3 separate regions of the Homo sapiens genome follow, and regions 2 and 3 are each linked to region 1. A link is an interaction called in ENCODE POLR2A ChIA-PET data of the cell type or tissue named here. Cell type or tissue: HepG2. All regions are shown on one strand. Links, peaks and the distances in the headings refer to the core of each region. The heading gives the core; the rest is flanking DNA.

The links. Peaks named below come from ENCODE experiments on the same cell type or tissue, not always from the same donor. Only the 100,000 strongest peaks of a DNase experiment are listed, where the experiment ranks them.
Region 2: POLR2A ChIA-PET joins it to region 1 with 5 read pairs; 2 of 35 experiments call an interaction of 5 or more read pairs at or near these places.
Region 3: POLR2A ChIA-PET joins it to region 1 with 6 read pairs; 1 of 35 experiments calls an interaction of 5 or more read pairs at or near these places.

The regions. Positions count from the first base shown.
Region 1 is chr14:23,880,135-23,887,940 of GRCh38, reverse strand. All of the region lies in intron 2 of LINC00596 (long intergenic non-protein coding RNA 596), which reads left to right. Among named protein-coding and RNA genes, the nearest start is that of LINC00596, 19 kb to the left of the region's middle. In HepG2, for the core only: no CTCF peak of the experiment used is centred there; a DNase peak (open chromatin) is centred at 3,780; H3K4me3 peaks cover 1,412 bases.
Region 2 is chr14:23,723,394-23,731,199 of GRCh38, reverse strand. It overlaps LOC105370409 (a long non-coding RNA gene), which reads left to right and starts at 1,458. Exons shown (of 6, transcript XR_007064083.1): 1 at 1,458-1,622. In HepG2, for the core only: CTCF peaks have their summits at 3,456 (motif pointing left) and 4,240; a DNase peak (open chromatin) is centred at 3,439.
Region 3 is chr14:23,289,081-23,296,886 of GRCh38, reverse strand. PPP1R3E (protein phosphatase 1 regulatory subunit 3E) reads left to right here. Exons shown (of 5, transcript NM_001276318.2): 5 at 1-1,235. It also overlaps the pseudogene H3P37. Among named protein-coding and RNA genes, the nearest start is that of HOMEZ, 6.9 kb to the right of the region's middle. RefSeq lists a silencer at 1,478-1,790 and an enhancer at 2,442-3,306. In HepG2, for the core only: no CTCF peak of the experiment used is centred there; no DNase peak of the experiment used is centred there.

The DNA.
Region 1 (7,806 bases), core at 2,101-6,100:
CATTGTTAGTGTATAGAAATGCAACTAATTTTTTTGGTGTTGATTCTGTAGCTGCAATTTTACTGAATTTGTTGATTAGTCTTAATAGTTTATTGGTGGAGTCTTTAGAGTTTTCTTATATAAAATCATGTCATCTTCAAACAGAGACAATTTTACTTCTTCCTTTCCTATTTTGATTCCTTCCTTCCTTCCTTCATTTCCTCCTCCTCCTCCCTTTCCTCCTCCTCCTCTTCCTTTTCTTTCTTTCTTCCTTTCTATCTCCTTCCTTCCTTCCTTCCTTCCTTCCTTCCTTCCTTCCTTCCTTCTTCATTGCTTGGCTAGGACTTACAGTACTACGTTGAATGGAAATGATGAGAGTGGGCATCTTTGTCTTATTCCTAATCTTAGCAGAAAAGCTTTTGACTTTTCACTGTTGAGTATGATACTAGCTGTGGGCTTGTCATATATGGCCTTTGGTATGTTGAGGCACATTCCCTCTATACCTAATTTGTTAATAGTTTTTACCATGAAAGGATGTTGTGTTTCATCAAATGCATTTTTTTTGCATTTATTGATGTGATCATATGATTTTTAGTTTTCATTCTATTAACATAGTGTATCACATTTGTTGATTGTATGTGTTGAACCATTCTCACATCCCAAGGATAAATCCTTCTTGATCATGGTAAATGATCATTTTAGTAGGCTGTTCAATGTGGTTTGCTAGCATTTTGTTGAGTATTTTTACATCTATGTTCATCAGGGATATGGGTCTGAAATTTTATTTTCTTACAGTGTTTTTATCTGGCTTTGGTGTCAGAGTATTGCTGGTCTTATAAAATGAGTTTGGAAGAGTTTTTTCCTCTTCAATTTTTTGGACAATTTTGAGTAGGATTGGCATTAATTCTTCTTTTAATGTTTGGTAGAATTCACCTGTGACACTAGCTGGTCCTGGAATTCTGTTTGTTGGGAGATTTTTTTTTTTTCAAGAAGTAAGCTTAAATCTCATGTTGGGAGGTTTTATTAAAAATTATTAATTCAGGCTGGGCACAGTGGCTCACGTCTGTAATCCTAGTACTTTGGGAGGCTGAGGTGGGCAGATTACCTGAGGTCAGGAGTTCAAGACCAGCCTGGTCAACATGGCGAAACCCCGTCTCTACTAAAAATACAAAAATTAGCTGGGCGTGGTGGTGCATGCCTGTAATCCCAGCTACTTGGGAGGCTGAGACAGGAGAATTGCTTTAACCTGGGAGGCAGAGGTTGCAGTGAGCCCAGATCGTGCCACTGCACTCCAGCCTAAGCAACAGAGTGAGACTCCATCTCAAACAAAACAAAAAATTATTAATTTAGTCTCCTTTATTTATTTATTACTTACTTGTTCCTGCTCTATTCAGATTTTTAAATTCTTCATGATTCATTCTTGGTAGATTATATAATGCTAGGAATCTATCCATTTCTTTTAGATTATCCAACAGAAGGAAAATTGGAAAATTTACAAATATGTGGAAATTAAACAATGCAACTCCTGACCAATAGGTCAAAGAAGAAATAAAATGGAAAATCAAAAAAATCTTGAGAGAAATGAAAATGGAAACAAAACATGCCAAAACTTTTGGGATGTAGCAAAAGCAGTTCTAAAAGGGAAATTTATAGCTATAAATGCTTACATTAAGAAAAAAGAAATATCTCATATAAGCAATCCAACTTTACATCTCAAAGAACTAAAAAAAGTAGAACAAATGAAGCCCAAAGTTAGCAGAAGGAAGGAAATAATAAATATTAAAGCAGAAATAAGTGAAATAGAAAACAGAAGAAAAAAAGAGAACTTAAATAAATATAATTAAAAAAAATCTTAATCTCTCTCACAACCATGGTAGAGAAAACCAGACTGCGAGATTAATATTACAAGTGTAACCAGTTTTGCCAACTTAATAAAGAAAGCTATTATTTCTCCAGTATTCTCCAAAACCCAAATAATTATGAAGTCTACTTCCCCTGAGGAGTTCCCTTCCCTGATATGTCCAGAAAGCACTTGATAGTTACCTCAAGGCTCAGGACCAGCCTGGGCTGCTCACCAGTATCACTAAGAACTTCCTTGATGTGGAAGGATCCAACAGGCCCTACCAGAATGCCACTGCCCTGGAAGTTGCCTCAGCTGGGCTGCTATGGCTGTTGCCACCAGCACTTCTGCCAGCTCTTCATTTAAAGTCTTCGTTCTGCCTTTAAGTTGCAACTGTCTCAATTACTCTCCTCCTCCCGCTTCACCTCAGTCTAATCAATCCTCTCAGAAAAGCACTTAAGCTTCCAAGTCACAAAATAAAATTTAAAATATTTATTCTCTAGAAGCCATAAAGGAGCAGATTGATAAATTTAACTGTGTTAAAATTTAAAACTTCTGTTTGGCAAAAGACAAGACAGACTGAAAATGTAATTGCAGAACATATGATAAAATGGCTAATTGCCTTAATTTGCAAAATAACTCATGCAAATGAATGAGAAAGTAAAACAACTCAGAAGAAAATAGACATGTTATAAGAACAGACAGTTCACAGGAAAAATATAAATGGCCTGTAAAATTATGGAAATATACTTAGTCTTGCACGTATTTAAAATATGGAGATAAAAACATCAGTAAGATAGAATCTTTCAACTTATAGATTGGTAAAAAATTTAAAAAACCTTTATACTATCTAGAGCTGGAAAAAGTATGGAGCAATAGGTACTTTCAGATTTTTTGATGAGATTTTGTATTGTTGCAACCTTTGGGAAGGCAATTTGGTAACATCTATCAAATATTTAAGTGTATGTGTATTTTGACTGTTTTGACTGAGAAATTTCATTGCTTGGGATTTACATTGTGAATATGCTTGATAAAATTTCCTATTAGTGTATGTGCAAGAATATTTGCAGAGGCATTGTTTTAAAGGAAACAAAAATGTTATTCCCAAATATACATTTTAGATGTATTTTAAGATGGTTATTCAGAGGGCCTGCAGACAAGAATAGCCCAGAAAAGCTGCCTTTTCTGGAGGAGATTTCATCTGTAGAGAAAAATCTACATTAGTGAAATAAAGCTAGGCTTTCTCTGAGGCACCCTTTTTTAGTCCAGATCTAGGAAATATTAACTCAAGCGCAGGCTACCGTCTACTCTTTCTGAGAGCTGCTACCTGCGAGGTTTCATCTACCTAATAAGACTGCCTTTGGTAGCCATGCCTTTCCTCTTCTCTACCTCCCATAACCTGTATTGCGGTGCTCCAAGCTCTTTTCTTTCTGTAACCTCAAGATGGTATAAAAGCATCAACAATCTGGCTCTTTGAGTTTTATATTTTGTATGACTCCTGTGAATACATGCGCATGTTAATACATTTTGTATGCCCTTCCTCCCTTAAGTCTGCCTTTTGTCAGTTGATTTTCAGTGAACCTTCAGAGGGCAAAGGGGAAGTTTTCCCTTGGTCCCTACGGTTTAATAGTGTGATCTGAGAGCCCAAAATAAATGCCCCTTTATCAACTAAGATAGACTCTAAGGTTAAGGAAACAAAGTTACCTACGAGTGGAGCATTCAGAGCCCAGCTGGCACGGCAAATTTCTAAATTCCCAGGACTCTAAACTTCCTAACAATAGCAGCCATTGGACCTCTCCTAAATCTGATTTATAACCCAGACTACTGTAATTCTGATTGGACAGAGGACTGGCCTTACAAACACTCTTTTCTGATAAGCTACTGTAAACATTAAGCCAGTTTCAGTCAGCTTATAGAGGCTGTGGACAAACGGTCTTTGTGCCGTACGGTTAACCTTTTGATGTAAAGAGCCAAATTCCACCTCATTTCAGTGCTAAAACCCTGTTTCAAAGTAAACTTGAGATGTATGTAACGTGTGTTTACTCGTTGCTCATTTGCTCAGCTCCCCTCATAAATATGTATAGCTTTTCCCCAAACCTGCTGAATATGTATGGCTCTATTGTGTAACACAGACCCATGAGGAGTAAAACCCAAGCTGTTCCCTCCCCCTACAAAGAGAGACCACCGTCAGTCCGTGCTGGTTTGCTGGTTTCTCTTCCCAACTTACAAACCAATATCACCAATAAAGCTCTCCTTTCTGCTATTTAACCATCGTGGTGGTCTTTTGAATGGCAACAGCGAACAATTTAAAAAGCAAACTCGTTTAATAGCAAGCAACTTAAAAAGCCAAGCTTAAGTATCTATTGATAGGAAAATTAAATTGGAGTATATAAAAATAATACAGCTGTTTAAAAGTGAGGTAGATTTGTAAGTGCTGAAAGGGAAAGATGTCCAAAGTATATTATGAAACATAAAGAACAGGGTACAGAGTAATATGATGTAAATGAGAATTACATGGCCATAAAGACATGCTAGTAGATGCATTCAGCATTTTTCTAGGAAATGTACAACACACACACACACACACACACACACACACACACACACATTAACAGCAGTTGCCATGGAGAAAAAAGCCATGGAGGAATATTTTATTTGAGCTTTTTCTTCTTTTGGACATACAGGGTTGGGTTAAACACAGTCTTCAGTTCATGGCATGCCCCGTCATTGGTTTAGACAGGCCCCTTAGAGAATGACAGGCCTCATTCTCCACTTTCATTTGCCTCCTTCTCCTTTAAAGAAAACCCTTCTGTTTAATGTATGTGGTATTACTTGCATGTATTCTTGTAAAATGTGTATTGTCTGTTTGGTATGTTGTATTCATTTTTATAACTGATATGTGCGATGGATCCTATTTTTTCACTCAGCATAATGCATGACACTCTGGGTGTGTGTAGTCGTTGCTTCTAACTGCTGATGGTACTCCACATTTTTCCTATCTGCTTTATTCTAGATAGATATCTGGGTCACTTTCAGTTCCTCTCCATCACAGTGTGAATAAACATCCTCATACAGGTACTCAAGTAAGCTACAGTGTGAGGTTTTTTTTTTTTTTTTTTTTTCCAGTACACATCCAAAAGTGGATCTTGATGGTCATGAAGCACAATGATATAGAACTAAGAACTGTCAGATTGCTCTTTAGGGTGGCTGCGCCTGTCTACATGCCCACCAGTAACATAAGAGGACACTTCTGTCCTCACATTTCTGCTAATACTTGGCATTGTTCAGCTTTATAATTTTTGCCAGCATAATAAAGTAATGTCGTGTTATTTTAAAAAGTTGAATTATTCTCATAGCCAGTTTGGGCCTCTCCTTATATACTTGCCAGCCTATTTGATTTCCTCTTTTTGCAAATTGTTTATTTCCTTTGTTCATTTTTCTTTTGGATTTTCTGCTTTTTAATCTTAATTTTAATAGCTTCTTGTATATCTTAGATACTGTGTTAGTTTTTAAAAAACATTAGGGATAGCAAATAACACAAAATTTGTCACCTGTTTGTTAACTTTGATCATGTTGTACTTCCTTGAATAAATTTTCTTAGTTTGATGCAATTGACTTAATCAGCTTTGGCCTTATGATTTGTTCTTCTGCTGTTCTTTAGAAGTCCTTCCCTGCCTGGTATTGTTAGGAAGATATTAACCCACAATATTTACCATTGACTTATAATCTTTTGCCTTGAAGTCTTTAATCCTTCTAGAGATTTCCTTGTATATATACTCTGGTAAGTAGGGATCCAGTTTGATTTTTTACCTCTAATGAGACAGTTTTTCCAACATCATCTCGTAAACAATTTGTCCTTTTGTCAATCAACTGTGATGCAAGATTTACTGTATATCAAGTTCTTATTATGGGTACAAACTTTTTCTCAGTTCTTTGTTATATTCCATTGTCCATGTTTTGTCCTTGTGCCAGTATCATACATTATTTAATTTTTTATCATGAGATATAAGACAAAGAAAAATGCACAAAACATAAATCTCCCACTTAGTGATTCAAAATGAGCGCCTAGCTCATTACCACTCAGGTTAAGAAAGCACACTGCCAAGAACCCAGAAGCCCCTGTGTGTTGCTCAATTTCTGATGCCTTTCCATTATCTTAAGGCAATCATCCTCCCAAAGTAACTAGCACCCTGACATTTATGATGATTAATTTCCCACTTAAAAATACTTTATTAAGCATATATTTATAAACCCTACACTTTAGTTCTGCCTGTTTTTGAACTTTATATAAAAGGAATTATACAGTATGCATTCTGTGTAGCCTGGCTTATTTCACTCAACATTATTGATGAGATTCATCCATGTTGTTATGTGTAGTAGCAGGTTATTGTTTTTCACTTCAATCCCAGTTTTCAGTGGTAGATTAAAGAAACACTCACAGTCCTTCACTCTTTCCAATACCCATGCCTTTTGCAATGTGACTTTAGAGCTCCTCCCATGAAGAAATGGGGTCTAGTTCTCTTCCCTGGAATCTGGGCTGGCATTGTGGCTTCCTTTGGCCAATAGAATATGGTCAGGGTGACCACACGCCTATTCTGAGCATAGGCCTCCAGCAGCCTGTGTGCTTCTGCTCTGTATTTCAGGACTCCTGCCTCAGCCACATGAAAAAGGCTGGGCTAGACTGCTGGAGAATGATGTATGTGGAACACAGCTGAGTAAGCTTGGTTGTGTGGGCTAAGCCCTCAGAAATTAAAAGAATCTCACAGATGCATGAGGCAGCTCAGTTGAGACCAGAACTCCCCAGCTGAATTCAGTCTAAATTGCTGATCCATAAAATTGTGAACTCAATGAAAAGTCACTAAGTTTTGGGGTAGTATGATAGACAACCAATACATATTTCATTGATGTCTGTACCACAATTGATCCATTCTACTGTTGATAGAAATGTAACTTGTTCCAGTTATATAAATTGCACTTCTATAAATTGTGCTGCTATAAAACATTCTTATCATGCCTCCTAGGGCATATGTGCATGCAGTTCTATTGGGCATATATCCAGAATTGAAATTTCCTAAATTTTTTTTTTTTTTTTTTTGAGATGGAGTCTCGCTCTGTCGCCCAGGCTGGAGTGCAGCGGCACCATCTCGGCTCACTGCAAGCTCCACCTCCTGGGTTCACGCCATTCTCCTGTCTCAGCCTCCCAAGTAGCTGGGACTACAGGCACCTGCCACCACACCCAGCTTATTTTTTGTATTTTTAGTAGAGATGAGGTTTCACTGTGTTAGCCAGGATGGTTTCAATCTACTGACCTTGTGATCCACCTGCCTCAGCCTCCCAAAGTGCTGGGATTACAGGCGTGAGCCACCGCGCTGGGCCAAAAAATTTTTTATAGCTACATAATAGTTTTACATATTTATGGGGTTTGATATTTTGATACAAACATACATTGTATAATGATCAAATCAGGGTAATTGGGGTGTCCATCACCTCAAGCATTTATCATTTATTTGTGTTAGGAACATTCCAATTTCACTCCTCTAGTTATTTCAAAATATACAAAAATTACTATTAACTATAGTTGCCCTATTGTGTTACCACTGGATCTTACTCCTTCTATCTAACTGTATTTTTGTACCTGTTAGCCAACCCCTCTTCATCCTCTAATCACCTCCACAGTTCCCAGCTCCTGGTAACCATCAACCTACTCTCTATTTCCATTAGATCGACTCTTTAGCTCCCATATATGAGTGAGAACATGTGATATTTGTCTTCCTGTGTCTGGCTTATTTCACTTAATATAATGTCCTCCAGTTCCATCCATGTTGTTGCAAATGACAGGATTTCATTACTTTTTATGGCTGAATAATATTTCATTGTTGTATGTGTACCACCATTCGTCCAATGATGGTTACTTAGGTTGATTCCATATCTTTGCTATTTGTGAATAAACATGGAAGTGCAGATATCTCTTTGATACACTGATTTCC
Region 2 (7,806 bases), core at 1,733-5,732, 160 kb after region 1:
GCAGAAAGAGGCCAGCCCAGTTCTGTTATGAGCTGTCCAGGGGGTTACACACTGTAAACTCCCTTGGGAAGGGTCAGGAATGTGTCCTGGAAGTTCGTCTGAAAATCAATGACTTTCATTTATGGCCAGGAACTTGTTTCCAGAACTGGGAAGAAAATCTATGGCAGATAGCTGCTCCCCTCTCCCCAGAGACTTAGGAGAATTTTTCCCTGGAGCAGGACTGAAGTGAAAGAAGAGGTGATTGCCCAGGCAGCCAAGCCCCCTTGTAGAAATACTCCAGAAATGGCAAATTTCTGAGAAGACAGAAAATAAAATAAAACCGTAGATAATAACAGGCTTACAGGCTTTCCTGGGAGGCTGGGAAATAATCCTTGAAGACCCTACTGAGTATTTGAGTGTGTGGAGAGTAACAGGGTTCTAAACTCTAAATACCCAAAAATGTAGGAAAATAAAACTTGCAATTAGCCAGGCATGGTGGGGCATGCCTGTAATCCCAGCTACTCAGGAGGCTGAGGCAGGAGAATTGCTTATACTGGGAGGTGGAGGTTGCAGTGAGCCGAGATTGCACCACTGCACTCCAGCCTGGGTGAAAGAGTGAGATTCCATCTCAAAACAAAACAAACAAACAAAAACAACAACAACAAAACTTTCAGATGGCATGAGAGAGGGGGACTACAATGGGGAAGAGTGAAGGAATATGATGGCTAGAGGATGACTAGATATTGGAGAGTCTGAGTTTTATTGGTTGGTTGGTTTTGTTCTGCTTTTAGATTAAAGTGCTCCAAGAGGTTGAAGCTGCAGATAAGAGAGAAGATGGCTCATGGAACGAGGTGCCCAGAGGGGTGGGAGAAAATGAGATTCTGAGTGAACGTGAATATGGAAAGATTCCCTTGGAGAGGGAAGATGCACCTCTTCCACCGATATGTGAACTTTCTGGTAAGAACAGAAGCAGATGTAAGTTTGGATCAGAGTAGGGGAGATTAAAGGAGTGCCGTCTCATCGCCATTGCTTTCTCTGGGGAGTACACAGGCAGGCCACTGCTTAGAGTGGACAGAAGTGGAACTGCAGGGGTAGATGGAAGTGACAGTTTAATAGCCATTGGGGTAGACAGGTGAGGGTCCAGGGAGGCTGGGCCAGGCAGGGGACAGGGGACATGGCACAGCATAGACAAGAAGACAGCAGAGCTAATGGTGTGAGCTTGGAGAAGGTGGAGACAAGGACTGGAGTGTCACAGCACACTTTGTGTGGGGTGAAGCTTGAGGTCTGAGCAATGCCCCTTGAAGGCCCCAGATTTCTTCAGCTTCTTTGCTCCCTGATAGGTTAAGTTTGCTACCACATGAGAGGGGACATCACCTTGCAATGGTGACAGCATTCAGAGTGGCACATGCCACTGCGGAGAGCCGGAACCACGGAGACCATTGTGACCTGGAGGCCAGAGTGTTGGGAAACACTGAGTGGCATCTCACAGAAAGCCAGAGGGGAGGACGTGGGGCTATCAGTCCAACTCCTCAGTTAATAGCCAGGGAAACAGAAGCCCAGGGAGATAAAGACGGTGGCAGAGGAGGAATTCTTTCTTAGCAGATCTTCCATTCCTAATCCAGGATCATTTCCAGGGCTCCCAGGTGAGAAAATGGGGAGGGAGAAAACTGAGTGAATCTCCTCTTAGAGTCATTGGCCTCCTAGGGGTGGGCTGTTGGCTGCACTCCTGGGCATTTTGGCACCACTTTTAATGATCCACATCCTTAACTCCTCAGGCAAAGGCTTCTCTTTTCTAGGTTCTCAAGATGCTTGAATCCTGGGACAAACACAGAGGAAGGAGCTCCTAAGGATGGGGGCAGTGGTGAGGAAACAGGCCACTGAGACAGTGATGGTGTTTGTAGGCAAAGAAGCTACTTGTATTTGCCAACCACACCAGGAGGCCAGGTTAGGAGTTTCAAAACAAGTTTGCTGCCAAGAAAAACACACAAAAACCCATAGATTCATGCTCTGTAAATCTCAAGAAGCAACTCTGTCCCATCCCCAGTCATGCCCTACACTGGGTCTGTCTTAGAATTCTATGTGCAAACTGGCCCCTGCTACTTATGACACCCCCGAGGGCCTGGCTTTCATTCATCCTCCTATCCAATCACTATCTGGTCCCCAGGGTAAAGTGCAGTATCTATACCCAGAGTCACAGCCTGCAGAGCCTCTGGGAGAAGCCGGCCACCAGGATGCTCTTCCCAGTGACGTAGCTGGCATCTGTAGAGTGCAGGAAGGACATGGTTCCTGCACAGTCCTCTTAACCCCTGCATGGAAAGAGAACAGAACTGAGGCCTCAGCCTATGCTCTAATGAACTCTGATCGCTGGTCCTGCTGCTCTGAACATAGGGCCCAGCACCACCTCCAGCCCTGAATCCCACCTCCCTGGCCCATCAGAGGCCTGGGCTCCATAGAGAGATATGGTGGGGCCCCTCATGCCCTCCAGATCCCACCTCATGGGCTGTGCATCCCCAGACTCTGTGAGAGGACGGGCTGATAGGTGAGGATACAGTCCGAGAGCCCTGTCTCCCCTGGAGAAGACTACCTGTCTCTGCTATCCACAGGGGTTTTTAAAGGAGTTTTGCAGAGCCAGATTATCTTCAACCTGAAAAAATTCAGAGGCTCAGTGCTAAATAGAACTGTGAAGGGCCAGAGAGGCTGCCATGGCAGACTCATGCCCTTGTGGGCAGATGGCCCTGCTCAGTGCTGGGTCTGCAGTCCCTCGACTGCTCCCAGAGAGGACAGCCCTGGTGCAGATACAGGAAGTGAGAGGCTGCTGGTCTCACAAAGCCATGGCCAGACTGGGGAAACCAACAAAGTGGTTGGTGGGGGCAACTGGGAGCTGCTGAACCCTCATCATGTGGTTAAAGTCAGTTCTTGATGATTCCTGGCAACAGGCGGGGCACCTGGATACCCTTTGGTGCCAGCTCTATAGCCAAGGGCTTGGTGAGTCCCAGCAGTGCAGTTTTGCTGGTGGTATAGGCCTCCAGCATCTAAGAAGGAAATGAAATGGATAAGGTGCACTGCGCTGGAGGAGAGGGGCTCTTGCTAGACCCCCAAGGCTATGGAGGATGACTATGCCTGCACTTACACCTGCACTCACACCAGCACTCACACCTGCACTCACATGTTTCTCCCACTCCACTCCAGGAAATTACCAGTGAACAAAATCTGAGCAGGAGCGGAATGAAGCCTGGGCTTAAAGAAAAGTCAGGAAGGCAGAGGCTGTGTTCACCCATGCTTAGCCCAGAGAGAATTGCTTAGGGTGCAGAGCCAGGGAAATGCACTAAAGAGACCCATGACCAGATTCCTGCTCTACCATGACTGGTCGCCCTTGGGCAAGTCACTTATCATCTCCATGTCTCAATCTCCTCCTCTGCCACAGGGAGTTTATCAGGCCTGCTCTGTGACAGTCATAGGAATGTCATGCAGGGACACTGATAGCCTATAGTGCCCCCTGGTGTAAATTTTTTAAAAAAACTTTCTTCTGAGCTTATGCAGCCCCACTAGTGCCTGACTTTGTGAGAGCAAATAGTAAAGCCACCCTGTTCTTCGGGTGAATGTAGCCCCAAGCCAGGGTACATGTCTTGTCAAGCAGAGCATGGACTGGATTTCAGCTCCTACTTGTTTCTAGACTAGGCGACCTTGTGCAGTGAACAACCTATACAACCACACATGGCAGCCCTGGGGCTTTAGGAACTAAATGAGATAATGGCAATAAGTGCAGTTTTAAATGTGGGCAGGACAGGCATCCAGTGTTGTGCACTTGGATTTTACTATCATGCGGGATCAATATTTACCTCCCTCATCCTGGCAACCACTCCACTGCCCTATCCCCAAACTCCCCACTAACTGTTTGAGGTGCACAGACAGCAGCAGAGGCAATCAGCACCACAGGCCTTCCCCTGTTAGAAGCGGACAGGCATGACAAGTGGAAGATGTACCTAATTAAGAAGCTATTTGCTTCCAGAAAATGAGCTTCCAAGTGACGAGGAGGCAGAACTGAGGAAGAGGAAAGAAGGGAAAGTAGGGACAGTGCCAGGGTCTCTGGGAAGAAGTGACTTCTTTGGGGAAGTTAGAGCTGAGAAGGTCCGACACAAGCTCCCCTGCTCAGATGCCCCAGGACTCCTAGGAACTAGCACCCAGGCAGGGCCAATCAGCATCTGGAATTCTGGAGAACAGGACCTGGGAACATGGAGCCATCAGTGTGAGGCTGCCACCTGGGGACGGCCACTCCCACAGGAGGAAAATGCACTGAGAGTGGCCTGGGTTGCAAATCTCACTTCGGAGCAGGAGCAGTAACTAGTTGCTGACTTGGACTCAAACAAGCCCAGACGAATGGCAAAAGGTGGAGAGTAGCTCCGCCATGAGAGACCCCAGCAGGGGAGGGACTGAAGGAGCTTCTTTTGGCCTCTCTGGAAAGGTTAAGGTCTCATGGCTATACCACATGGCCTTGTCCCATCCTTGCAGCTACCACTGGCCTGCGTTTCTCAGACGACAGAGCACGTCAGAGGTGATTGGGGCTCCCCTCTGGGTGTGGAGTCCGCCCGCCACATTCTTTCCAAATGTTCCCCTTCACTGTGTTGGTCACATCCTGTGGGGCCCAAGAAGCCTGGAGACGTGGTTTAGGAAGTGACATGAGAGCCTGGCATCCAGGGCACACTCCACCCTGCTCTCCTTGGGATATTCCACTTCCTGGGCCCCATCCCCCAGTGTTGCCTCGGGGTAGCAGAGAGCAAGGCAAAGTCTCCCCAGCTCCCATGGAGCCCTCACCCCATCTTCTCCATATGGGGCAAAGGTTGGCTCAGCAGCAGGGCCAGGGCCTTTGCGTTCCTGCTTGGGATTTGAAGTCAGAAAGAGGAGGGGAAGGGGGCCTGTCCGTTCAGCCGGCACCTCTGCTCACCTGGAGTCCCACGGACCAGACTGAGGGGAGGCACTGAGGGTCTGCGCTGCTGCTCTCTATGTGACCGCTGAGTCATGGAGGAAAAAGGGACCTGAGGCATGTGCCCTGCCCCCCGGGAACACTTGGCTAAAAACCACCTCACTGTGATTTGCTGCACAGACTCGCCGCAGGGCACAGCACCCTCCAGAAAAACAGGTCACTGAAAATAATATCAGGGGAGGAAGTCAAGAAGGCTGCTGTATTCATTCTGCTTTAATGAGTAGAGGTAAGAATTCTCAAGGCATAAACACCAGCCCTGTGTGGGGCCCTGTTTGGGGCAGGTGCTGAAATTTCAGTTTTTTATAAAAGCAAGAGGCTGGCCTGGGCAGAGATGGGCCAGGAAGGTCATGGACTGTGAGAACCACAGAGACAAAGTGGGGCAGGTGGAGAGAGGAGAGGCCTGGTCAGCGGGACAAAGCCTCCCTGAGGACAGGATGGCTCATCCAGATCACAGCACCCAGTCTCTGCCAACAGGGTCAGGTTGGGGGAGATGAGGACTGAGCCCTCGCAGGGGAGCACGTCAGGCATGGGGTCTACAGGGGCAGTGGGAGCCCCTGGAATACTCCTGGATTCTGGCTGGGAAGGGGCCTGGGCAGAGGTGTCTTCTCTCAGCTGTGGCTGTGGGCAGGTGAGGTGTCCCTGTGACAGCCCAGAGGGGGCCCATGGGACAGGTGCCAGTGAGTCTAAACTCACTGAGACAGCCTCAGAAACCTGAGCCAGGAGAGAATCGGGAGCAGAACTGGTGGCAGCTCCTCAGATCTGGGGCTTGGTATGGGACTGAATTGGAGTGACTCCCTCCTAATGAATAGAAAAAGGTGAAAATGACAGCATGCGATTTTGGGGACCAGGTCAGAAAAAGCACTGAGGCTTCCATCTTGGTTGCTCTCTCTTAAGCTCTCCTCTCTCTTTCTCTCGGCTCCCTTGCTTTGGAGGGAGCCAGCTACACAGAAATTCAGGCAGTCTATGAAGAGGCTCACCTTGTGCCAGTGACCACTTGAGTGAGCCATCTTAGAAGTGGCTCTTCCAGCCCCAGACAAACTTTCAGAAACTAAAGCCCTGCTTCACATCCTGACTAGAACCTTATGAGAAACTCTGAGCCCAACCCACCCAGTTAAACCACTCCTGAATCCCTGCCCCACAAAAACTGTGAGATAATAAATGGTCATTGTCTTAAGCTACTAGATTTTGGGATGTTTTGTTATAGAGCAATAGATAATATAATTACGCAAATGTAACTCCCCATATTTCTCCCAAACCTGCTCCATCTGCCGCCTTCCCCTCCTCTGTTGATGGCAGGCAACTCCATCTTTCCAATAGCCCTGGCTCAAGACTTGGAGTCATCCTTGATTCCTATCTTTGTCTCATACCTCACATCCAACCTGTCAGAACATCCTGTTGATTCCATCTTCACTATACATCAAAATGTAACATTGTCACCATTTCCACTGCTACCACCTAGTGGGGCCACCATGACCTCTCTCCTTGCCTACCTGAAGTCTAACCTCAACATGAGGTCTGAGTGATCCTTTAAACATGTAGGCCAGAGCAGGTGACTCCTTTCCTTAAAGCCCACAGTGGCTCCCGTTGCCCTCAAAGTAAAAGCCCAAGTCTTACAATGGCCTGTAAGGCTCTCAGTGATCTGTGAAGCCCCCTTACCTCTGACATCACTACTGCTCTCCTCCTGGCCACCCCTGCTTCCTTAATGTTTTTCAAACATGTTGAGCACACTCCAGCCTGAAGCCTTGTGCACAGCTGTTGCCTCTACCTGAAATGTTTTTCTTCCAAATGTCTACACACCTATCATCCTTCCCTCCTTCAAGTCTTTGCTAAAATGTCTCTTCTCAGTGAAGCCCGCTCTGATCACTCTGTTTACAGTTGCAGTCTATCCCCACTACTTCCAGCACTCTGAATCCCTCTTATTGTTTTTCTTTTCTACCCTACTTATCACCTTCCAACATCCTATGTAGTTGACTTATTTAAATGTTTATTGTTTACCGTTCATACCCCCTGCTAGAATGTGAGCTCCAAGATGGCACTGATCTCTGTCTTTGGTCTCTGGCGTATCTCAAGTGTCTACATCAGTGACTAGCACATAGAAGCATTCAGTAAATAAGTGTTGAATGAATAAACTGGCAAATCTACATGTTCCTACATGTAGGAACTACTTTATGCAATAGTGCACTTTTAATCTAAAGCTTCCTGTTTCGAAGTTATTCCAAGTGCTCTTGAGCACCTAACATAGTCCCTGAGAACCTCCACTGACCTTCAGGAAGCAGGAGTGCTAGAAAGTACAGAGCAGAAAGGAAACCATGAACCTTAGATTCACATGCTCAGATTCAAGGACGGCAACGGAGCTGCTGCTGATGCAGATGAAATAGATTGTCCCTCTGCAGTGTTAATTAAGTGTATCAGAAAATTACTTATAAGGTATTACAGAAGAGGAGGTAAGAAACATGGCTTCATACATCCCTGATCTTCTAATGAATGAACTATAACAGTGCCGGCCAAAATAAATATAATATGAGCCATATATTTCAACATGAAATCAATATAAAGACATTAATGATATATTTAACTTTTTTTTGAGACAGGATCTCACTCTGTTGCCCAGGCTGAAGTGCAGTTGTGCAATCAGTGTTCACTGCATCCTCGACCTCTGGGCTCAAGAGATCCTCCTGCCTCTGTATCCAGAGTATCTGGGACTACGGGTGCACACCACCACACCTGACAAATTTTTAAATGTTTTGTAGAGACAGTATCTCCCTATGTTGCCTGGGCTGTTCTAAACTCCTGGGCTCATGCGATCCTCCTGCCTCAGCCTCCCAAAGTGCTGAGAGTACAGGCAT
Region 3 (7,806 bases), core at 1,733-5,732, 590 kb after region 1:
TAACTGCCGTGTTTTTCTGGAGCCTGCTGGGATCTTTGCAGTTTGCAGGTCATAGAATCAGACATGAAAAGGCTTCTCTTCCGACGTCATTGGTTCCTGGCTCCTTTACAGATGAGAACACAGGTCCAGAGGTGAGAAATGACTCTAGCAGGGTCATAGAATTTGTTAGTGCAGCTCAAGATGGGACTTAAACTCAGGCCTCCTGATCACCCATTCCCAGGCTAGGAAACAGGTCTCTGCTCGGTGTGGTGGTTCATACCTGTAATCGCAACACTTTGGGAGGCTGAGGCAGGAGCATTGCTTGAGCCCAGGAGTTCGAGACCAGTCTGAGCAACATAGTGGGACCCTGTCTCTACAAAAACTTTTAAAATTAGCTGGGCATGGTGGCACACATCTGTATTCCCAGCTACTCAGGAAGCTGAGACAGGAGGATCGCTTGAGCCCAGGAGTTGGAGGTTACTGAGCTATGATCGCACCACTGCACTCCAGCTTGGTGACAGTGAGACCCTCAAAAAAAAAAAGAAAAGAAAGAGGTCTCTACACAAGCCCGTGATTCTTCATGGCAAGGGATAACATCAGAAATGTTTCATTTTCTGCTATTAGTTTCCATTCCTTTCCCCATCCAGGCATAAAGAGAAACAAAAGACAATGATGGTATTCTCTGTGTCCTCAGCTTTGGCACTTTTGTTGATGTTGCTAAGGAGCAGTGACCTTGCTAAAAAGACTGAATAATCCACCCACTGAATAGCTAACCTGGGGAGGAAATGAAAATTTCCTTTGTGGATCTCCCCAAATCCATTGTTGTCACCAGGCCCTCCCAGAACCTCCTCAGTTCCTTCACAGTGCAACCCTGTGTACTTGGCCCGCAACCCAATAGTATTGTGCCTCACTTCACCTTCCATGGGCAACTGCCCTCCCTTCTGGACATAAAACCTCATATTTTAAATAAAGTTGAAATATGAAAAGAAAGTATGTCATAAGATATTCAGAAGTATTGTGTGTTTTGGGCTAAGGGCAGCAAGAGACTCAGAGGCAAGATTCCCTCCTTGACTCAATTTCTTGGTCACCTTGTTTTTTGTGTGTGTGTGTCCAGAAAAATTTAATAAGTTTGCTTAAATTATTATAAAGTTGAACCACTGAAATGTTCACTGAAACATTTTGACTTGCATTAATGCTTTACTTCCCCACCTACATTTACATTAAAAATTCACACACAAATGAAAATTGAAAACTGACAACACCTGACTTCTGTCTCCTATTTTTCTGCTCACAATCGTATACTTAGGTACCTTTTGACCCCATGGGGAAAAAATATCTAACATTCAGAACTACCAATGACAGGAAGCAGAGACTTTTTTTTTTTAAGAATGAAGTTTCCCCCATCATAATGGATTCTTAAGCACATTCTTCACGCATGCGGCGTGCTAGCTGGATGTCTTTTGACATAGGTGTTACACGTTTGGCATGGACAGCACACAGGTTGGTGTCTTCAAAAAGCCAACCAGATAGGCTTTGCTTGCCTCCTGCAAAGCACCACTAAGCTGCACTCTGCAACGGCAGATCTGTTTTAAAGTCCTGAGCAATTTCTCACACCAGATGCTGGAAGGGAAGTTTGCGAATCAGTTCAGTAGATGTCTGATAATGGCTAATTTCACGGAGTGCCACAGTACCAGGCCTGTAATGACGAGGTTTCTTCGCCCTCCAGTAGAGGGCGCACTCTTGTGAGCAGTTTTTTTTTTTTTTGGTGGGGGGAGGGGTGTGTGTGTGTAGTTTTTTGTTTTTTGTTTTTCCTGAGAGTCATGCTGTCACCCAGGCTGGAGTGCAATGGCGAGATCTCGTCTGGCTGCAACCTCTGCCTCCCGGGTTCAAGTGATTCTCCTGCCTCAGCCTCCGGAGTAGCTGGGATTACAGGGGCGTGCCACCACGCCCGGCTAATTTTTATATTTTTAGTGGAGACAGGGTTTCACCATGTTGGCCAGGCTGGTTTCGAACTCCTGACCTCAGATGATCCACCCGCCTCAGCCTCCCAAAGTGCTGAGATTACAGGCGTGAGCCATGCCCCTGGCCCCCAGTTTTTGTATTTTTTTAATAGTCGAGGTTTTGCCATGTTGGGCAGGCTGGTGTCGAACTCCAGGCCCCAAGTGATCCGCCCGCCTTGGCCTCCTGAAGTGCTGGAATTACACGCGTGAGCCACCTCGCCCAGCCGGAGCAGCTTTTGTAGGCAGTTGCTTCCTGGGTGCTTTACCTTCAGTCAATTTGTGAGCAATCTGCTTTGTGTGAGACTGTGAGAGAGACCTCCTTACTTACTCCCCTTCTTCGGCTAGAGCTCAGGGAGCTAGAGATGGTCCTGGTTAGAGAACTACCTTATTTCCTAAAAGTCCTATTCTCATTCTGCTGGAGTCCCCTCTGGCTATGCAAATGCTGAGGGGAAGGAGTTTTGGAGGACTTAGGCAGTCCTGATGTAAGACACTCCCAACAGGATCCTATCATCATTTTGGGTAGTGGGAAATTTACCAGGGCCCAGCTCTTCTCTGGAACCCAGCACCAACTGCTTTAACCAACAGTTAAAGGGAAGAGCTTGGGAAAAGCCCTGCGTTTCTCCTTGGGTGGGGAAATCCTTCCTTAAGAAGACCATCTGAGTTACATTCTGCTTCTTCTTCTTCTTTTTTTTTTTTTGAGACAGAGTCTCACTCTGTCGCTAGGCCAGAGTGCAGTGACGCAGTCTCGGCTCACTGCAACCTCTGTCTCCCAGCTTCAAGCGATTCCCCTGCCTCAGCCTCCCGAGTAGCTGGGACTACAGGCGTGCGCCACCACGCCCAGCTAATTTTTGTATTTTTAGTAGAGACGGGGTTTCACCATGTTGGCCAGGATGGTCTCTATCTCTTGACCACGCGATCCGCCCACCTCGGCCTCCCAAAGGGTTGGGATTACAGGTGTGAGCCACTGTGCCGGCCTACATTCTGCTCCTTAAGTGCTGGATGAAAGAGCAAAGCCCTTATCAAAGGCAACCCCCTAAGGCAACGGAGGAGAAATATGGAAAGGAAAAGCAAAGACGTCTGCCTAATTCAGAATGGAGTGATACATTATAAAAGGAGGGAGTCCTTGAAAAAGATTAAGTTCTAACAGGATTGACTTCTACATCACCTGAATAATGAAACAATCCAATTACCCTCAAAGTAATTAGAATGTTCCTAATAGGGAAGCCCTACCCTGAGAATAACAGATGCCTCCTCATTACATCATAATGGCCAAGTTGTGATGTCGGCACAGAGAATTTACTCTTCACTAAGTGTTGTAAGTGAAACAAGATATGCTGAAGAGCAGAATCAGCATGAGGAGCAGACACCCCAGGAGAGGTAAGTGGGTTCTCTCCATGGCTTATTGTCCAGGGTCTCTGTGGCCCCAACCTCACTGCAGATTTCTCACATTTTAACTTGAGGTTAGGTGTGTCTAAACTCTTTTCTCCACTAACCTTCAGTGCAGCTTTTGCTATCCCAAGTCTATCCGAAATCCTCAATCATTGCAGTTCTTACTAATCAGCTCTCCAGCTCTGATATTTCTTAGGAGACACAGCACAGGGTATTGGAGTATGATTTCCCCAGACGGCACAGAAACTCTCCATATCCATTTGGTTAGTCCCAGGGGTAGATCCAGGTTTTTGGGTGCCTGAAGTGTGCAACTTTTGGAGCCCCCTTTAAGACAAATAAATACAAGATTGGGGGGGAAAGTGAATATTTGTTTTAGAATGAGAAAAGCTGTCAACGAATAATTTTTTTAAAAGCTGTCAAAAATTGTCTACCCGACAAACCTATATATTGCTCTACGTTTTTTAAGCTGCCTGCTCTTTGATAGCCTTTTCATATGATGATTATGTTTTCCTAAAGAGAAAAGTAATTCAGTCTTCCAGAAAGATTTATCATATTTCAAAAATTCCGGCCCCCCCCCTTTTTTAATTTTTTTATTTTTTTATTTATTTTATTTATTTTATTTTATTTTGAGCCAGATTCTCACTGTGTCACCCAGGCTGGAGTGCAGTGACGAAATCACAGCTCACTATAGCCTCAACCTCCTGGGCCCAAGTGAGTCTCCCACCTCAGCCTCCCAAGTAGCTGGGACCGCAAGCATGCACTACCACAGCTAATTTTTTTTTTTTTCTGAGGAGATGGGATTTTGCCATGTTGCCCGGGCTGGTCTCAAACTCCTGAACTCAATCAGTCTGCCTGCCTCGGCCTCCCAAAGTGCTGGGATTACAGGAATGAGCCACTGCCCTTGGCCTTTTTTGTTTGTTTGTTTGTTTGTTTTTGAGACAGAGTCTCGCACTGTGGCCCAGGCTGGAGTGCAGTAGTGCAATCTCATTTCACTGCAAGCTCCACCTCTCAGGTTCACGACATTCTCCTGCCTCAGCCTCCTGAGTAGCTGGGACTACAGGCGCCCACCACCATGCCCGGCTAATTTTTTGGTATTTTTAGTGGAGACAGAGTTTCACCGTGTTAGCCAGGATGGTCTTGATCTCCTGACCTCGTGATCTGCCCGCCTTGGCCTCCCAATTTTTTTTTTTTTTTTTTGAGAGAGAGAGACAGGATCTTGCTGTGTTGCCCAGGCGATCCTCCTGCCTCAGTCTCCCAAGTGCTGGGTTTACAGACATGAGCCATGCACCAGGCCACATTTTTAAAATTCTTGATAGTTTACAAAAATGTTATCTTCACACCTTGTAGTGATAATGTCACAGATTTTTAGGATTTTTGTCAAACTTGTAGTGTTTCAAATTTGTAATAACTAATGTCATATACTATTTGAATTGGTGACATTATTTCTGGAAGCTATGCATATTAGTTTACTAGGGTTGCCATAGCAAAATAGCACAGGTTGGGTGACTTGAACAACAAATTTATTTTCTCAGTTCTGAAAGCTAGATGCTCAAGATCAAGGTGTTAGGAGAGTTGCTTTTTTCTGAGGTCTCTCCTTGGCTTCTAAACGGCTATCTTCTCCCTGTGCCTTCACATGCTCTTTCCTCTGTGTGCACATACACACCTGTGTCCAAATTTCCTCTCATAAGGACACCAGTGACACTGTATTAGAATCCACCCTATAGACCTCATTATTTTATTTCGAGATGGGGTCTCGCTCTGTCACTCAGACTGGAGAACAGTGGTGCGATCACGTTTCACTGAAGCCTCAGTCTCCTGGGCTCAAGCAATCCTCCCACCTCAGTCTCCCAAGTAGCTGGGACTACAGGCACACATCATCACACTGGGCTAATTTTTTATTTTCTGTAGAGATGGGGGACGGGGTCTCACTGTGTTGCTCAGGCTGGTCTCAAGCTCCTGGGCTCAAGTGATCCTCCCGCCTTGGCCTCCCATAGTGCTGGGATTACAGGTGTGAGCCACTGCGCCCAGATCCTAAAGACCTCATTTTAACACAGTTACCTCTTTAAAGATCTTATCTCCAAACACGGTTACATTCTGAAGTACTAGGGGTTAAGACTTTAACATGAATTTTTGGAGGGATATAGTTCAGTTCATAACATTATAACTACATGGGGATACTTTATTCACAGAAGTAACTGTAAAGCACTTAAGTATACCTACTAAACCCACACTAAATGTATTCCTGCTCGGCACAGTGGCTCATGCCTGTAATCCCAACACTTTGGGAGGCCAAGGTGGGCAGATTGCTTGAGCTCAGGAGTTTGAGACCAACCTGGGCCACAAAAAAGTACAACAAATTAGCCAGGTGTGGTGGTGTGCCTGTAGTCCCAGCTACTTGGGAGGCTGAAGTGGGAGGATCACCTGAGCCTGGGGAGGTCATCTTTTTCTTGTTTTTTTTTTTTTTGTTTGCCTTTTAAAATTTTTGTATTTCAATAGGTTTTGGGGAACAGGTGGTGTTTGGTTACATGGATAAGTTCTTTAGTGGTGATTTCTGAGATTCTGGTGCACCCATCACCTAAGCAGTGTACACTGCAAGCAATGTGTAGTCTTTTTTTTTTTTTTTTTTTTTTTAGATGGAGTTTCACTCTTGTCGCCCAGGCTGTAGTGCAATGGCTCCATCTCAACTCATTGCAACCTCCGCCTCCTGGGTTCAAGCGATTCTCCTGCCTCAGCCTCCCGAGTAGTTGGGATTACAGGCGTGCGCCACCACGCCCAGCTAATTTTGTATTTTTAGTGGAGACGCGGTTTCACCATGTTGGCCAGGCTGGTCTTGAACTCCTGACCTCAGGTGATCCGCCCACCTCGGCCTCCCAAAGTGCTGGGATTACAGGCATGAGCCACTGTGCCCAGCCCAATGTGTAGTCTTTTATCCCTCACTCCCCTCCTACTCTTTCCCCCAACCCCAGTCCCCAAATTCCATTGTATCATTCTTGCACCTTTATGTACTCAAATAACTTCTAGGCTTAATTGTTTGTTAAACAATCCAATAGTAAAGATATCCATCTTACCGGAAATGTCTCAGAAGAATAATTTTGTTACTATCTTTAAAAGTGTGAAAGCAACCAGAGGAGGAAAAAATACAGTAAACTTTAGCTCAATTAAGTTTGAGGTTGCAGTCAAGAAATGTGAAATTATTAATATACTGGGTTTTTCTACTGACTTCTACATCCATAATTGCAGAATAAAAATTAAGATTCAAAAATTTCTCTTTTTTTTTAAATTTTACTTTAAGTTCTGGGCTACATGTGGAGAACGTCCAGGTTTGTTACATAGGTATACATGGGCCATGGTGGTTTGCTGCCCCCGTCAACTCATCATCTAGGAGAACTCAGTCTTAACCAATTACCATTTAAGTATATTTTTTCAAACTTTACAAAAACCTACAATCATGTTAACACATTGCTGGGGCTCCTCCCATGCTTTGGGTGAGGTCTGTGCAGGGAAGGACTCTGAAACTTTAGAATCCTTAGCTATAGAATAGGGTTGTCCAATTTTTTTGCTTCCCTGGGGCTACGTTGGAAGAAGAATTGTCTTGGACCTCGCATAAAATACACTAACACTAATGATAGCTGATGAACAAAAATAACAACAACAAAATCACAAAAACTCAAAATGTTTTAAGAAAGTTTATGAATTTGTGTTGGGCTGCATTCAAAGCTGAGCTGTCCTGGGCCACATGTTGAACAAGCTTGCTATAGAGTAAAATGTGCCTCCAGACAGCCCTGCTAATGTCTCACTCATGCAAAGGGAAAGAAAGCTTTCACTAGAGATGGAGTATTAACATCTCTACAGTGAGGATGACATGAGTCCCCATTCTTTAGCAGTGGTCCCTGGAAGAGCTGGGGGAGATTATTGTCTTGCTAAAGTTGGGACCCTTGTCAGCCTGGACATCTCCCTTCCCTTCACTTCCCCACCCCAGTTCATTCCATCCAAAGCTATAGGGAGAAACCCACATAGAAGGAGGAGGCTTCAGCCTGCACTCTAGAACTGAGGCAGGAGAGTTTCTTTTCCCTTCCTGGGATTCCCCTTATTCCTAAATCTGTCTTCGATTCTGCCCCCCACTCCTGATTCTTGGCAGTGTCTTTCTGAGACAAGAAAGGTGACTGGACCATCCACCTTTTGTAATTCCAAGCCCATGATTAGTGACATCCAGAGTGACTCATTGAACCCTCCAGGGTCAGGTGTTTTGTTCCCACTGACGGTTCTTACCTGGCTTTCTAGTCAAACACGCATGAATTCCTCTCAGTCAATGCAGTCTCATTAATTGTTTGGATTATGAGGGAATAACCTCTCCACAGGTAACAGAGTTGTTGCTGCTGCCTAAAATGTTTCACTTTTCCCTTCATTACATACAAACCAATGAGGCATTGTGGATAAT